Linked DNA regions of Homo sapiens: region 1 is linked to region 2. The links are chromatin loops, found by intact Hi-C in ENCODE. Cell type or tissue: mucosa of descending colon. All regions are shown on one strand. Links, peaks and the distances in the headings refer to the core of each region. The heading gives the core; the rest is flanking DNA.

What was found. Hi-C counts contacts between places; a loop is a spot of excess contacts. Peaks named below come from ENCODE experiments on the same cell type or tissue, not always from the same donor. Only the 100,000 strongest peaks of a DNase experiment are listed, where the experiment ranks them.
Region 1: it touches region 2 in a loop (2.5-fold over the local background); 59 of 110 quality-filtered maps call a loop at or near these places.

What each region holds. Positions count from the first base shown.
Region 1 is chr15:64,665,797-64,678,941 of GRCh38, forward strand. ZNF609 (zinc finger protein 609) reads left to right here. Exons shown (of 10, transcript NM_015042.2): 4 at 4,550-4,637; 5 at 8,120-10,460; 6 at 12,320-12,686. It also overlaps the pseudogene RNU6-549P. Among named protein-coding and RNA genes, the nearest start is that of OAZ2, 31 kb to the right of the region's middle. RefSeq lists enhancers at 518-1,217, 1,218-1,915. In mucosa of descending colon, for the core only: no CTCF peak of the experiment used is centred there; no DNase peak of the experiment used is centred there.
Region 2 is chr15:64,423,684-64,426,183 of GRCh38, forward strand. It overlaps TRIP4 (thyroid hormone receptor interactor 4), which reads left to right. Exons shown (of 13, transcript NM_016213.5): 10 at 348-472; 11 at 1,857-1,948. Among named protein-coding and RNA genes, the nearest start is that of ZNF609, 36 kb to the right of the region's middle. In mucosa of descending colon, for the core only: no CTCF peak of the experiment used is centred there; no DNase peak of the experiment used is centred there.

The sequences.
Region 1 (13,145 bases), core at 8,248-10,747, 250 kb after region 2:
TCGGGAGGCTGAGGCAGGAGAATTGCTTGAACCTGGGAGGCGGAGGTTGCGATGACCCAAGATCACGCCATTGCACTCCAGTCTAGGCAACAAGAGCAAAACTCCATCTCAAAAATAAAAATTAAAATTAAAAATTAAATTAAAAAATAAATAAACAAATGCCAGCTACTCAGGAGGCTGAGGCAGGAGAATCGCTTGAACCCAGGAGGCGGAGGTTGCAGTGAGTAGGGATTGCGCCACTGCACTCCACCCTGGGCAACAGAGCAAGACTTCGTCTCAAAAAAAAAAAAAAACACACACACACAAATAAAAATAAAAGTGATTGGCCTAGTGACTACTGTAATCTCAGCACTTTGGGAGACCAAGTTGGGTGGATCGCTTGGGGCCAGGAGTTCAAAACCAGCCTGGCCAACATGGTATAACCCTGTCTTTACTAAAAACACAAAAATCAGCCATGCATGGTGGCACACGCCTGTAATCCCAGCTACTTGGGAGGCTGAGGCACAAGAATTGCTTGAACCTGGGAGGCGGAGGTTGCAGTGAGCCAAGATTGCACTACTGCACTCTAGCTTGGACAACAGAGCGAGACTCTGTCCAAAATAAAAATAATTAAATAAAAATAAAAGTGATTTAAGGCTGTAAATATTCAATAAGATAATATGAAAACATCTAGCACATAATAGTTTTATTTTTCTTTTTTACTTTATTGTATTTATTTATTTTTTGAGATGAAGCCTTGCTCTGTCGCCGAGGCTGGAGTGCAGTAGCACAATCTCAGCTCACTGCAACACCTCCTTGAACACCTCCTGGGTTCAAGCAGTTCTCTTGCCACAGCCTCCTGAGTAGCTGGGACTACAGGCGCCCACCACCACGCCCAGCTAATTTTTGTATTTTTAGTAGAGATGGGGTTTCACCATCTTGGCCAGGCTGGCTGGTCTTGGACCCCTGACCTCAAGTGATCACTCGCCTTGGCATCCCAAAGTGCTGGGATTACAGGCATGAGCCACCGCACCCGGCTTAATCCTATATTTTTAAAAATCTAAGATTTGGGCCAGGCGCGGTGGCTCATGCCTGTAATCCCAGCACTTTGGGGAGGCCGAGGCGGGCGGATCATGAGATCAGGAGATCAAGACCATCCTGGCTAACATGGTAAACCCTGTCTCTACTAAAAAATACAACAAAAATTAGCCGGGTGTGGTGATGTGCGCCTCTAGTCCCAGCTACTCGGGGGGCTGAGGCAGGAGAATGGCGTGAACCCGGGAGACGGAGCTTATAGTGAGCCGAGATTCGTGCCACTGCACTTCAGCCTGGGCGACAGAGCGAGACTCTGTCTCAAAAAAACAAAACAAACAAAAAAACCCTGAGATTTGTAGAAGCCAAGTGACTTGTTCAAGGTTACACTATAACAAAGCCAGGATTTGCACTGAGGTTTTCTAACTCCATGTCCAGTGATTTTTAGACAACATTGTATGTCGAAGAATAAATGAATATAAGTGAGTTACTAGAGATATGTCCTAGAAGTGCCAAATCAAAAAGTATTTTATTAGTGGGTGGCCGTAGACAAACAAAAGCTAATTCCAGATCCCCCAGATTTATTGTCTTGATATATTCCATAGAAAATATGCCTTGGAGCTGGGTGTGGTGGCTAACACCTGTAATCCCAACACTTTGGGAGTCTGAGGTGGGCAGATCACCTGAGGTCGGGAGTTCGAGACCGGCCTGACCAACATGGTGAAACCCTGTCTCTGCTTAAAAAAAATACAAAATTAGCCCGGGCATGGTGGCACCTGCCGTAATCCCAGCTACTCAGGAGGCTGAGGCAGGAGAATCACTTGAACCCAGGAGGTGGAGGTTGCAATGAGCTGAGATCAGGCCATTGCACTTCAGCCTGGGCAACAAGAGTGAAACTCTGTCTCAAAAAAAAAAGAAAAAGAAAAAGAAACACAGATGCAAGTCACTAAGTGGGGCTGAATCTGTGGACTGGCTGACCTCCAGATCTGGGAACAAAGAGTAGTCGTGAGAGGTGATTTCAGAGGAGTAAATAGATACTAAAAAAGCTCATAGACTAAGAATGTGAGGCCAGGAGAGTGAGATGCTAACCCCCAACCAGCCTTATGAAAGGAGGCTTAAAATAAGTTAATTGTTGAGTGGAGGAGGGAAGCTTTAAGGAGTTGGGAAGGACTGTGTCAAGCTGCCTCCTGATTCATTATTAGAATAGAAGTGTGATATCCTAAATTTCACTGTGGCATAGGCCATTTGAAGACCTGTTGTACTGAGTCCCTAGGGGGCCAGAAGAAAGAAATTGCAAAGTGATGAGACAGAGAAAGGGGAAAAAGTAATAACAAAGACATTCCACTCAATATGAGGCTGCAAACCAAAATGTTAATAATAGAAATCTAATGTTAAGAAAGATAACCAATAAAAACCAGGACTTCCACTTCAGAGAAGATGGAGTAGACAGATTTTTCCCTATTCCTCCCCTAAATACAACTAAAAACTCTGGAAATTATTTATAAAACAAATACAACAAGACTGTGAAACGTGGAAGAAAGAAGGCAGACCAGCCATGGGTCACAAGACCTTAGAAACAACATGGTGATGAGTTCCCTGGGTTTTCTTTTTGTCTCTAATATCCCAGACATGGCGCTAAAACTGAATATTATATTTAATGGTAAAAGACTGAATGGAGCCAAGTGTGGTGGCTCACACCTATAATCCCAGCACTTTGGAAAGCCAAGGCAGATGGATTGCTTGATCTCAGGAGTTCAAGACCAGCCTGGGCAAAATGGTCTTGACAAGAGGATAGCTTGAGCCCGAGTTTGAGCCCAATCTGGGCAACATAACAAGACATTGTCTCTAAAAGAATTAAAATGCCAGCCAGGTGCGGTGGCTCATGCCTGTAATCCCAGCACTTTGGGAGGTTGAGGCAGGCGGATCACATGAGGTCGGGAGATTGAGACCAGCCTGACCAACATGGAGAAACTCTGTCTCTACTAAAAATACAAAATTAGCTGGGGGTGGTGGTGCATGCCTATAATCCTAGCTACTTGGGAGGCTGAGGCGGAGAATTGCTTGAACCCAGGAGGCGGAGGTTGCAGTGAGCGGAGATCACACCATTGCACTCCAGCCTGGGCAACAAGAGCGAAACTCCGTCTCAAAAAAAAAAAAAAAAAAAAAAAAAGGAATTAAAATGCCAAAAAAAAACCCTATATAAAACATAATTTTTCTTTTATCAGATTGGCAAAGAACAAAATGAGAACATCATGTTGCCAAAGGAAAAGGGCAAGAGGTATTCATGGGCTACTATAAATGGGTATATGAATGAGTATGTCCTCTTTGAGGCAATTTGGAGGTGGTTTGGCCGTATTTGTGAGAACTCCAAATACAAGTGCACTGTGATTAACAGTTTTACTTACAGGAATTCATCTTACAGACATATTTGTGTAGGTAAAATGAAGCATTTGTACAAGATTATTCATTGCAGTTTATTTGTAATAGCAGAAGATTGAAACAACCTAAATGTCCGTTCAAATGCTGCCATTGAAAAGAATGAAGTAGTTCTCTGTCTACACATATGGAATGATCCAAAATATTTGGGTACATGAAAAAAGCAGTGTGCAGAACATTGTGTGTATATTGCTATCATTTAAGGAAGAATATATGAACATATTTGCATATATACATATAAAATATCTGTGGAAGACTTTTGGATGTTTCCAAGTAGGGGAACTGGAAGACTGAAGAACAGTTATGGAAGGGACACTTCATTTTATATTAGGGTTTGTTGGAGATTTTTTTTGGTTGAGGTGTGGGGACTACCTTTTGAATTTTGGAGTAAGGCTACATTACCTAGTCAAAAGCTTTATTTTTTTATTTTTTATTTTTTTTTGAGACGGAGTCTCACTCTGTCACCCATGCTGGAGTGCAGTGGCGCAATCTTGGCTCACTGCAAACTCCACCTCCTGGGTTCAAGTGATTCTCCTGCCTCACTCTCCTGAGTAGCTGGGATTACAGGCATGCACCACTATGCCCAGCTAATTTTTGTAATTTTAGTAGAGACAGGTTTTCCCCATGTTGGCCAGGCTGATCTTGAGCTCCTGGCTGCAAGTGATCTGCCTGCCTTAGCCTCCCAAAGTACTGGGATTACAGGCGTGAGCCACCACTCCCGGCCAAAAAAAAATTTTTTTAATTATCCAGGTGTGGTGACATGCTCTTGTGATCCCAGCTACTTGGGAGACTGAGGTGGGACGATCGCTTGAGGCTGTACTCCAGCCTGGGCAACAGAGCAAAACCCCATCTCCAAAAATAAAAATAAAATGTGTCTTGACAAAACCATGAAGTCTTTACAACTGTTACCCATCCTAAGGGACCTCAGTAGCATTGTAGGCAATTCCTATGGAACTATTCTGGCCCAATCCTATTTGTCCCATTGGTACCCAGAGTACCTCCTAAACCCTCTTATAGAAGTCAGAGTGCTGATCAAAAGAATACTATTCTCAGTGGCAAATGGGGTGTGTCTTGTCTATATCTATGTGCTCTTATTTTCCAGGGATGTTGGTGGTAAATGTAACGTGGAGGAACAAGACATATGTAGGTACACTCCTTGACTGCACACGACATGATTGGGCACCCCCAAGGTAAGCACTTACAGCTATTTAGTTTATATTATTCTGAACCACACTAATTGGTGATCCCTTATACTTTTATCCTGCTAGAGTTGTACATCCAGCTTTTAAAGGACATGATGGTATAGATACCAGGGAAAGCACTGTATTTATCTGACATTCAAGAAGACTGAATGGCCAGGCGCGGTGGCTCACGCCTGTAATCCCAGCACTTTGGGAGGCTGAGGCAGGCGGATCACCTGAGGTCAGGAGTTCCAGACTAGCCTGACCAACATGGAGAAACCCCGTCTCTACTAAAAATAAAAAATTAGCCAGGCATGGTGGTGCATGCCTGTAATCCCAGCTGCTTGAGAGGGTGAGGCAGGAGAATCGCTTGAACCCAGGAGGCAGAGGTTGTGGTGAGCCAAGATCACACCATTGCACTCCAGCCTGGGCAACAAAAAGCGAAACTCCATCTCAAAAAAAAAAAAAAAAAGAAGATGAATTGTGTATTAAAGTGTTCGGGGGGCCGGGTACGGTGGCTCACGCCTGTAATCCTAGCACTTTGGGAGGCCAAGGCGGGTGGATCATGAGGTCAGGAGATCGAGACCATCCTGGCTAACACAGTGAAACCCCATCTCTACTAAAAATACAAAAAAATTAGCCGGGCGTGGTGGCGAGCGTTTGTAGTCCCAGCTACTCGGGAGGCTGAGGCAGGAGAATGGCATGAACCCGGGAGGCGGAGCTTGCAGGGAGCCGAGATCGCGCCACTGCACTCCAGCCTGGGGGACAGAGCAAGACTCCGTCTCAAAAAAAAAAAAAAAAAAAAAAATTAATTAAAAAAAAATAAAGTGTTCAGCGGGTGCTCACTTCAGTGGTACATATACTAAAATTGGACCAATACAGAGAAGATTAGCATGGCCCCTGCACAAGGGTGACATGCAGATTCGTTAAGTGTTTTATATTTTTAAAATTAGGAAAAAAAAGTGAAGTGTTGAGGGGATGCACTTTGACTGGAATTATTAAAGTCACCTTGAGACCAAAGCTATAACATCTAACCATGGGTGAGCAAACATTCATTGATGATAGCTATTTCTCAGAAATTTGAACTCAAGAACATTTTTAGTTTTATAAACTCTACTAGAACATACGGGTTTCACAAGGACCTTTTCATGTCGCAATTTGACCTTTAGATGGATATTTCAATCAATGGCCCCTTATAGCTTTTTCCTAATATTAGTACTCAGTTCGTCAGGGTTTGGGAAATCCAGGCGTTGAGGGTAACTTGCAACTAACATACAGGTAACATCCTAGGAGCTTACCAATTAATGCAATTCCCATGCAGTCACAAGTTTCTTTGTTGGATCATATTCATTGAAAATGGTAGTTATTATCTGAACAGTTCTTTTAGGAAAAGTATCTTAAACCTTCATCTGCCCATTGTTCCCATGAAACAAAGATGGGCAGAAATGTCCCAAGGAAAGGTATTTTAAAGTTCTTGATTCCATACCACTTTCTTATTCTCAGATGTGATTATTCTCTACCGAGGGCTATTTATGCCTCTTAATTTTCAGAGATGCTGGGCCAGGTTTCTAGAGGCTTAGACTTTTTTTTTTTTTTTTTTTTTTTTGAGATGGAGTCTCGCTCTGTCGCCCAGGCTGGAGTGCAGTGGCGCAGTCTTGGCTCACTGCAAGCTCCACCTCCCGGGTTCACGCCATTCTCCTGCCTCAGCCTCCCGAGTAGCTGGGACTACAGGCGCCCGCCACCACGCCCGGCTAATTTTTTGTATTTTTAGTAGAGACGGGGTTTCACCGTTTTAGCCAGGATGGTCTCGATCTCCTGACCTCGTGATCCTCCCGCCTCGGCCTCCCAAAGAGCTGGGATTACAGGCATGAGCCACCGCACCCAGCCCAAGGCTTAGACTTTTATAAGACTATATTCAGGCTGGGTGCGGTGGCTAACGCCTGTAATCCCAGCACTTTGGGAGGCTGAGGCGGGTGGATCACCTGAGGTCAGGAGTTCGAGACCAGCCTGGTCAACATGGTGAAACCCTGTCTCTACTAAAAATACAAAAATTAGCTGGGCATGGTGGCTCATGCCTGTAACCCCAGCTACTCGGGAGCCTGAGGCAGGAGAACCGCTTGAACCAGGGAGTTGGAGGTTGCAGTGAGCTGAGATCGCTCCACTGCACTCCAGCCTGGGCGACAGAGCAACACTCCATCTCAAAAAAAAAAAAAGACTATATTCAGACCATAATAGTTGCCCTGATAAGAATCAGAAGCAGGCCAGGTGCAGTGGCTCACGCCTGTAATCTCAGCACTTTGGGAGGCCGAGGCGGGTGGATCACAAGGTCGGGAGATCGAGACCATCCTGGCCAACACGGTGAAACCCCGTCTCTACTAAAAATACAAAAATTAGCTGGGCGTGGTGGCTCATGCCTGTAACCCCAGCTACTCGGGAGCCTGAGGCAGGAGAACCACTTGAACTAGGGAGTTGGAGGTTACAGTGAGCCGAGATCGTGCCACTGCGCTCCAGCCTGGCGACAGAGCAAGACTCCATCTCAAAAAAAAAAAAAAAAAGAATCAGAAGCATATGAGCTAAAACAAGTTAGTAAAGTTCTTTATGCCCTCCCTTTGCATTTCTGAGAAACCTATTGGAAGGACTTATTTCTGCTTTGGGCATGCAAGAATCCAGAGAGATAGGAGCTGAGTGAGTAGGTTGATAACAAGGAAGCAGTAAGTAGCTTTACAGTAGAACTGTTCTGGGAACCCAAAGGAGATATTTGACAAAATTTGCCTCTTTTCTGCAATAGCTATGGTTCCCACTGTCTTAGAAACAACCTACTCCAGCTGCCCCCTGGAACAAGAGAGTCAAAACCATCTTTAGATTTACAAGGGAACCAATCTTAGCTAAAGGTTTAATTCTAGGCAGTGTTTTAAGCTCCATGAAAAGCTACTTTAGGGCCTATGAGGAGTGACCCCTAGGTGCAGATCTCCAGACATTCAAAGAACTCATGTACTCTTGGTTATATCTGATGTTTAGGGAACTCTTAAATGGATAGGTGCTTTGTTCTACCTTTCTATATCTTCATAGTGAGGTATGTAAGAAAAAGGCATTGGGCTAAAAGTAGAGCTAGAGTCTTGTTGTATGTTGCCATTAATCAGTGATGTTACCTTGGACAAGTCATTTAGCATGCCTGGCCTCAATTTCCTGTATGATCTCTAACATCTTTTCTGAAACCATGACTATGGCTGTATATAGGAAATGTTGACTTGACTATCTTACGGAACAGATTCTGCATGGTTTTAGAGGTAAATGTTTGGGAATAATTTGCAGCTAACGTGTATCCCAGGAGTTCACCATTTAGTGCAATTCACAATCAGAATTTCTTTTAACAAATCATATTCATTGAAAATGATAGTCACCATCTGGACAGTTCTGGAGGCTACAGCTAAACTGCTTTGAAGATGTTTTCTCTTCTTAATAATATTCTGTTGTGTTTATCCTTTGCCAAGGTTCTGTGACTCCCCGACCAGTGACCTGGAAATGCGCAATGGCCGGGGTAGAGGCAAACGCATGCGTCCCAACAGTAATACACCTGTCAATGAGACAGCCACAGCCTCTGACAGCAAAGGGACCAGTAACAGCAGCAAAACCCGGGCAGGAGCCAATAGCAAAGGCCGTCGGGGCAGCCAGAATTCTTCAGAGCACCGCCCACCTGCCAGCAGCACTTCTGAGGATGTCAAGGCCAGCCCTTCCTCAGCTAATAAGCGGAAAAACAAACCCCTTTCAGACATGGAGCTGAATTCTAGCTCAGAGGACTCCAAAGGGAGCAAGCGTGTCCGTACTAATTCCATGGGCTCAGCCACTGGCCCCCTTCCTGGGACAAAGGTAGAACCCACTGTTCTGGACAGAAACTGCCCCTCCCCCGTCCTAATTGACTGTCCCCACCCAAACTGCAACAAGAAGTACAAGCACATCAATGGACTTAAGTACCACCAAGCTCATGCCCATACAGATGATGACAGCAAGCCGGAAGCGGATGGGGACAGTGAGTACGGAGAGGAACCTATTCTCCATGCAGATCTTGGGAGCTGCAACGGTGCATCTGTCTCACAAAAAGGTTCCTTGTCCCCTGCCCGCTCAGCTACCCCCAAAGTTCGACTTGTAGAGCCCCATAGCCCTTCTCCTTCAAGCAAATTCAGCACAAAAGGCCTCTGTAAGAAAAAGTTGAGTGGGGAAGGGGACACAGACCTTGGGGCCTTATCCAATGATGGCTCTGATGATGGACCCTCAGTGATGGATGAAACAAGCAATGATGCCTTTGATTCTTTAGAAAGGAAGTGTATGGAAAAAGAAAAATGTAAAAAACCCTCTAGTTTAAAACCTGAAAAGATTCCTTCCAAGAGCCTAAAGTCAGCCCGTCCCATTGCCCCTGCCATCCCCCCACAGCAAATCTACACCTTCCAGACAGCCACCTTCACAGCAGCGAGCCCAGGCTCTTCCTCAGGCTTGACCGCCACAGTGGCACAAGCCATGCCCAACAGTCCCCAACTCAAGCCCATTCAGCCCAAGCCCACTGTTATGGGAGAACCTTTCACAGTCAACCCTGCCTTGACTCCAGCCAAGGACAAGAAAAAGAAAGACAAAAAAAAGAAGGAATCTTCAAAGGAACTTGAAAGTCCTCTGACCCCTGGGAAGGTGTGTCGAGCAGAGGAAGGCAAAAGCCCATTCAGGGAATCTTCAGGAGATGGGATGAAAATGGAGGGGCTCCTAAATGGCTCATCAGACCCCCACCAAAGCCGACTGGCTAGCATCAAGGCTGAAGCCGACAAGATCTACAGTTTCACGGACAATGCCCCCAGCCCTTCCATTGGAGGCAGTAGCCGCCTTGAAAACACTACCCCTACTCAGCCCCTGACTCCCTTACATGTGGTGACCCAGAATGGAGCTGAAGCCAGCTCAGTCAAAACCAACAGCCCTGCATACTCTGACATCTCTGATGCTGGGGAGGATGGGGAGGGCAAGGTAGACAGTGTCAAATCAAAGGACGCCGAACAGTTGGTTAAAGAAGGGGCTAAGAAAACTCTTTTTCCCCCTCAGCCTCAGAGCAAAGACTCACCATATTACCAAGGCTTTGAGAGTTACTATTCTCCAAGTTATGCACAGTCCAGCCCTGGGGCTCTGAACCCCAGCAGCCAGGCAGGAGTGGAGAGCCAGGCCCTGAAGACAAAAAGGGATGAGGAACCTGAGAGCATAGAAGGGAAAGTGAAGAACGATATCTGTGAAGAAAAGAAGCCCGAGCTGAGCAGTTCCAGTCAGCAGCCCTCGGTCATCCAGCAGCGTCCCAATATGTACATGCAGTCCCTGTACTACAACCAGTATGCCTATGTACCCCCCTATGGCTACAGCGACCAGAGTTACCACACCCACCTTCTGAGCACTAACACGGCTTACCGGCAGCAGTACGAAGAACAGCAGAAACGCCAGAGCTTAGAGCAGCAGCAGCGGGGAGTGGACAAGAAGGCAGAGATGGGCCTGAAGGAGCGGGAGGCAGCACTCAAGGAAGAGTGGAAGCAAAAGCCGTCAATTCCACCAACTCTCACCAAGGCCCCCAGCCTGACAGACCTGGTGAAATCAGGACCTGGCAAGGCCAAGGAGCCAGGGGCTGACCCAGCCAAATCAGTCATCATTCCCAAGTTAGATGACTCTTCAAAACTCCCGGGCCAGGCCCCTGAAGGCCTTAAAGTGAAGCTGAGTGATGCCAGCCACCTAAGCAAGGAGGCCTCTGAGGCCAAGACAGGTGCTGAGTGTGGTCGACAGGCAGAGATGGATCCAATACTCTGGTACCGACAGGTAACTGTTGCCCTGGGAGGAAGTGGAAATACCGTATGGTAATCGTCTATCTTCCTCACAAATAAGGGCTGTCCTTATACAGGGGTTCAACGGAATTGAGATTAGCAGGAGAGATGTATAATTTTAAGGATTCTTTACCTTTGTAAACTATTTTAATGTTTTTTATTTTATTTTAGTATTATTATTTTTTTTGAGATGGAGTCTCACTCTGTTGCCCAGGCTAGAGTGCAGTGGTGCAATCTTGGCTCACTACAACCTCCGCCTCCCAGGTTCAAGCAATTCTCCTGCCTCAGCCTCCCGAGTAGCTGAGATTACAGGCACACGCCACCATGCCCAGCTAATTTTTTTTGTATTTTTAGTAGAGATGGGGCTTCACCATCTTGGTCAGGCTGGTCTGGAACTCCTGACCTCAAGTAATCCACCTGCCTCAGCCTCCCAGAGTGCTGGGATTACAGGCATGAGCCACTGCACCCAGCCAATTTTTATTTTATTTTATTTATTTATTTATTTATTTTGAGATGGAGTCTGGCACTGTCACCCAGGCTGGAATGCACTGGCGCAATCTCAGCTCACTGCAACCTCTGCCTCCCAGGTTCACACGATTCTCCTGCCTCAGCCTCCCGAGTAGCTGGGATTACAGGTGCACGCCACCACACCTGGCTAATTTTTTGTATTTTTAGTAGAGACGGGGTTTCACCATGTTAGCCAGGATGGTCTTGATCTCCTGACCTTGTGATCCACCCACCTCGGCCTCCCAAAGTACCTGGATTAAGGCGTGAGCCACTGCGCCCAGTCGTAATTTTTTTTATTTTTATGTTTTTATAGAGACCAGAGTCCCTCTGTGTTGCCCAGGCTGGAATGCAATGATGCAGTCATAGCTCACTGCAATTTCCAACTCCTAGGCTCAAGCAGTCCTCCTGCCTCAGCCTCCCAATTAACCAGGACTACAGATGCATGCCACCACACCCAGATGATGTTTTAATTTTTTGTAGAGAGGGGTCTCACTATGTTGCCCAGGCTGGTCTTGAACTCCTGGCCTCAAGCAATCCTCGCGCCTCAGCCTCCCAAAGCACAGGGATTCATATTAATGTTTTTTAAAAAGCACTTTTATATCCATAGCAGGTGTTTTTTCCATTTGACAGGAAAGGCCCAGACAAGTTAGCTTAATTTGTCTGGGGTTACTTGAGACCTCACTAGCAGAGCCAGGATTAGAACCCAGGTATCTCGATTCCTTGTCCGTGTTTCCTCCACTGTTTGGTTCCTATGAAATGAGTTATTGATGGTCTCTCTATTTTTTAGAGTAGGTCCAAAGTATACTCAGTTACTGAGTTTCTTTAACAAGGATTTTATAGGTTGAGTTAGAACTAGGAACTTGGAATCTCATATCTTGCTCTGCTCATGAGACTTAGAATGTCTTCCCTTCCCTCTTGGTATAATAGTTATGCTTCCCTCCCTCCTCTGATCTGAGTGTCACTTATAAGCTTTCCAGTCCCTGAGCGTGCTCTGAAAAAGTGAAACAATCTAAACATATTGGAAGGGGCAGCCTCTCCTATTTCAGTCGTTTTCCCAGAATGCTTGTTCTTACCTAGAAAACATCCACTGATGCATGGATGGATTTTCCTTTTCTCCCCCTGCCCCATCTTGTTCCCTGTGGGTGGGTGCAGAGGTGGGGGCGGGGGCTTTTTAACCAAAAGGGAGCAGAGTTGGATTATAAACAAGATCAGTAGAGGCCAAAATCCTACTCTGCCCCAGGTGTCTAGTACTAATTATCTGCTCTGGTGGTTCTACTGGGACCTTGGGCTTGAAGTATATCTGTCTTATCTGTACAACACCCAGTCGTTGTTCTGTGATTGTTGTAGGAGGCAGAGCCCCGGATGTGGACATATGTTTATCCTGCCAAGTACTCAGACATCAAGTCAGAGGATGAGCGGTGGAAGGAGGAGCGGGACCGCAAATTGAAGGAGGAAAGGAGTCGGAGTAAGGACTCTGTCCCCAAGGAAGATGGGAAGGAAAGCACAAGTAGTGACTGCAAGCTGCCCACGTCAGAGGAGTCTCGCCTTGGGAGCAAGGAGCCCCGGCCAAGTGTCCATGTGCCTGTGTCCTCCCCACTTACCCAGCACCAGTCCTACATCCCCTACATGCACGGCTATTCCTACAGTCAGTCCTACGACCCCAACCACCCCAGCTACCGGAGCATGCCTGCTGTGATGATGCAGAACTACCCAGGTACAGCACCAAGTGCCAGCACTATTCCATTCACTGGAAGGGGGAATGAAGCACAGATTTCACATCCAGAGTTTTCTTGCTCAGCCCCAAGGCATATTGAGGCTCGCTTAGATGACGGACCTTTTTTCACTGAGTCATTCTGTGAGGTGGCCACCATAACCCATAGTTCCTTGAATGACCCATAATGATAGTCTGTGTGACTACCTCTCTCTCCCTTGCTCCAGCTCAAGGATTGTCTCTGTAGTCAGTTTTCATTGCTAACTAAAGGTAAAACTCCTTCTCTGTCACTGCTGTCTCCCCTCAGCTGGAATTTGTAAACCATATACTCCACGTTTTGCAGTGTGCTAGGCACTGTGGGAGGTACAAAAGAAGTAGAGCCATTGAGTTCCTTCCACTCCCGGAGCTTACAGCTTAATCATAGTGGAGAGACACAAAGAACAAATAAAATGCAAACCATAA
Region 2 (2,500 bases), core at 1-2,500:
ATATGATTTATATGCCTTGAAAATATAGGATTTGTATTGGAGAAGCACCAAGACTGGTCAGGGTTCCAAATCTGAGTTGTAGGGATCAGGTGAAAAGCAGTCAAGAGTTGAGAGAGATGACTTGTCGCTATTCTGATGGAGGAGAAATTAGTGGACAGAGTTCATCCTCAAGTGAAAAGTATTGTGAGAGAAAAGTGTTTTTGACAAAAGATACTGCTCTTGAGAAGGCATCATCTATAGACCTCTTGGTTCAACTGGATAATTTGCTATAGGATTTGTTATATATTATGGGATATTCCAGGAAACTAGAATTTATATCCTTCCCACTAAATTTCTATTTGTTTAAGGGTGGAGGGCAGATCCTGGTACACCCCCCACAGAGGACGACTTTGGATAGCAGCCACAGCTAAAAAACCCTCCCCTCAAGAAGTCTCAGAACTCCAGGCTACATATCGTCTTCTTCGTGGGAAAGGTAACAGCCGCATATTCTCCTTTCAATTTTACTTTATGGAGAGAAGTCATTGACGTTCATCTTCTTTCACTTCCTTCTTTCTTTGGCTTTTTCTTTGTTAAAAGAGACTTTTAATCTTTGTATATGTTTGTTTGTTTAGTGGTAAATCATTGACAGCGTTCAAAGCATTAATCTGTCAAAACAGTGCAAATAAAAATATCAATTTCCAACACAAGAAATCAACTAGTCTTAATTTTTTTATCTGAGAAAATCATCTTCTTTACTCTAAAGGTAAAATGACTAGTGTAAACTCTGAGATCCTTACATTGGGAAGAACAACCACAAATAGGAATTTTCATTGAGAGTGGCCTAAATAGACACCTACTATTGGATTTGTACAAATCAAAGTTGATTGATTTAAGCAACGTATTTTGGGAATCACCCCAAGAATACTAACTTTGGATCCTTAAAAAGACTTCTGACCTTTGGGCATCCTGTTTTTCCTTTGTGTTATCCAGCTCATACAGTTGTTTTGAGGGTAGAATAAAAGGACAACTACACAACCATCTTTAAAGGTTTTTAAGAAACAAGGCTTAAAGAATCACTAGGAATAAAAAGTTCATGCTTCCTTAAAAGCACTTTTCTTTTTTATTTTTTTTTGAGACAGAGTCTCGTTCTGTAACCAGACTGGAGTGCAGTGGCGCCATTTCTCCTCACTGCAACTTCCGCCTTCCAGGTTCAAGTGATTCTCCTGCCTCAGCCTTCCGAGTAGCTGGGACCACAGGCGCATGCCACCACACCCAGCTAATTTTTTGTATTTTTAGTAGAGACAGGGTTTCACCATGTTGGCCAGGCTGGTCTTGAACTCCTGACCTCAAGTGATCTGCCTGCCTTGGCCTCCAAAAGTGCTGGGGTTATAGGTGTGAGCTACTGAGCCCGGCCTAAAAGCACACTTCTATTCCTATTGATATGGACTGGCTTGTTTTAAAGACATTCATTCTTATGGTTTTAACCACATTTTGATGTTTTTTTTTTCTTGTCACCTGTAACTGCCTTACTTTGCTTCCAAAACTCATCACTGCCAAACTCCAATCTGATCCAATGGCGTATAGTAGAATCGATTTGTATTAGGATGAATTTGTGGGGTCCTTGAACTTTGATGGTATGAGGGCAAAGGAAAAATTTTCTAGCTTAACATGTGGATAGTGGACTAAGCCAGCCACTCACTAGATTTTTTTGCTAAAATGCAAACAGTTGTGCCAAGTAAATTTCACTGTTTTCCTTATGTCTACAAATAGATAATGGAAAAAGTTATTAATGTTTGTTCAGAATTGAAAACAGATTCCTGAGTTCCAAGATCACAAAGAAGGAAATTTATTCAATATTTTTGTTATTCCTGATTCAGATGTGGAATTTCCTAATGACTATCCGTCAGGTTGTCTTCTGGGCTGTGTGGACCTAATTGACTGCTTGTCCCAGAAGCAATTTAAGGAGCAGGTGAGTAAAGAATACTTTTTTTTTTTAGAGACAGGGTTTCGCCATGTTGGCCAGGCTGGTCTTGAAAGCACTTTAAGAGGCTGGGCCTCTTAAAAGTGCTGGGATTATAGGCATGAGCCACCACACCCAGCCTGGTGCATATAAATATCTGTATAAAAAGCTGTTTCCAGGCCGGGCGCTGGTGGCTCAGGCCTGTAATCCCAACACTTTGGGAGGCCGAGGCAGGTGGATCACAAGGTCAGGAGATCAAGACCATCCTGGCTAACACAGTGAAACCCCATCTCTACTAAAAATACAAAAAATTAGCCGGGTGTGGTGGCACGTGCCTGTAGTCCCAGCTGCTCCAAAGGCTGAGGCAGGAGAATAGCTTGAACCCGGGAGATGGAGGTTGCATTGAGCTGAGGTCCTGCCACTGCACTCCAGCCTGGGCAACCGAGTGAGATTCCTTCTGGGGGAAAAAAAAAAGCTATTGCCACAATGCAGCTAGCAAGTATATAGGGTCTTCATCCCTTACCAAAACCTTGCTTCTTTTGAAGAAACCCTTGATTATCC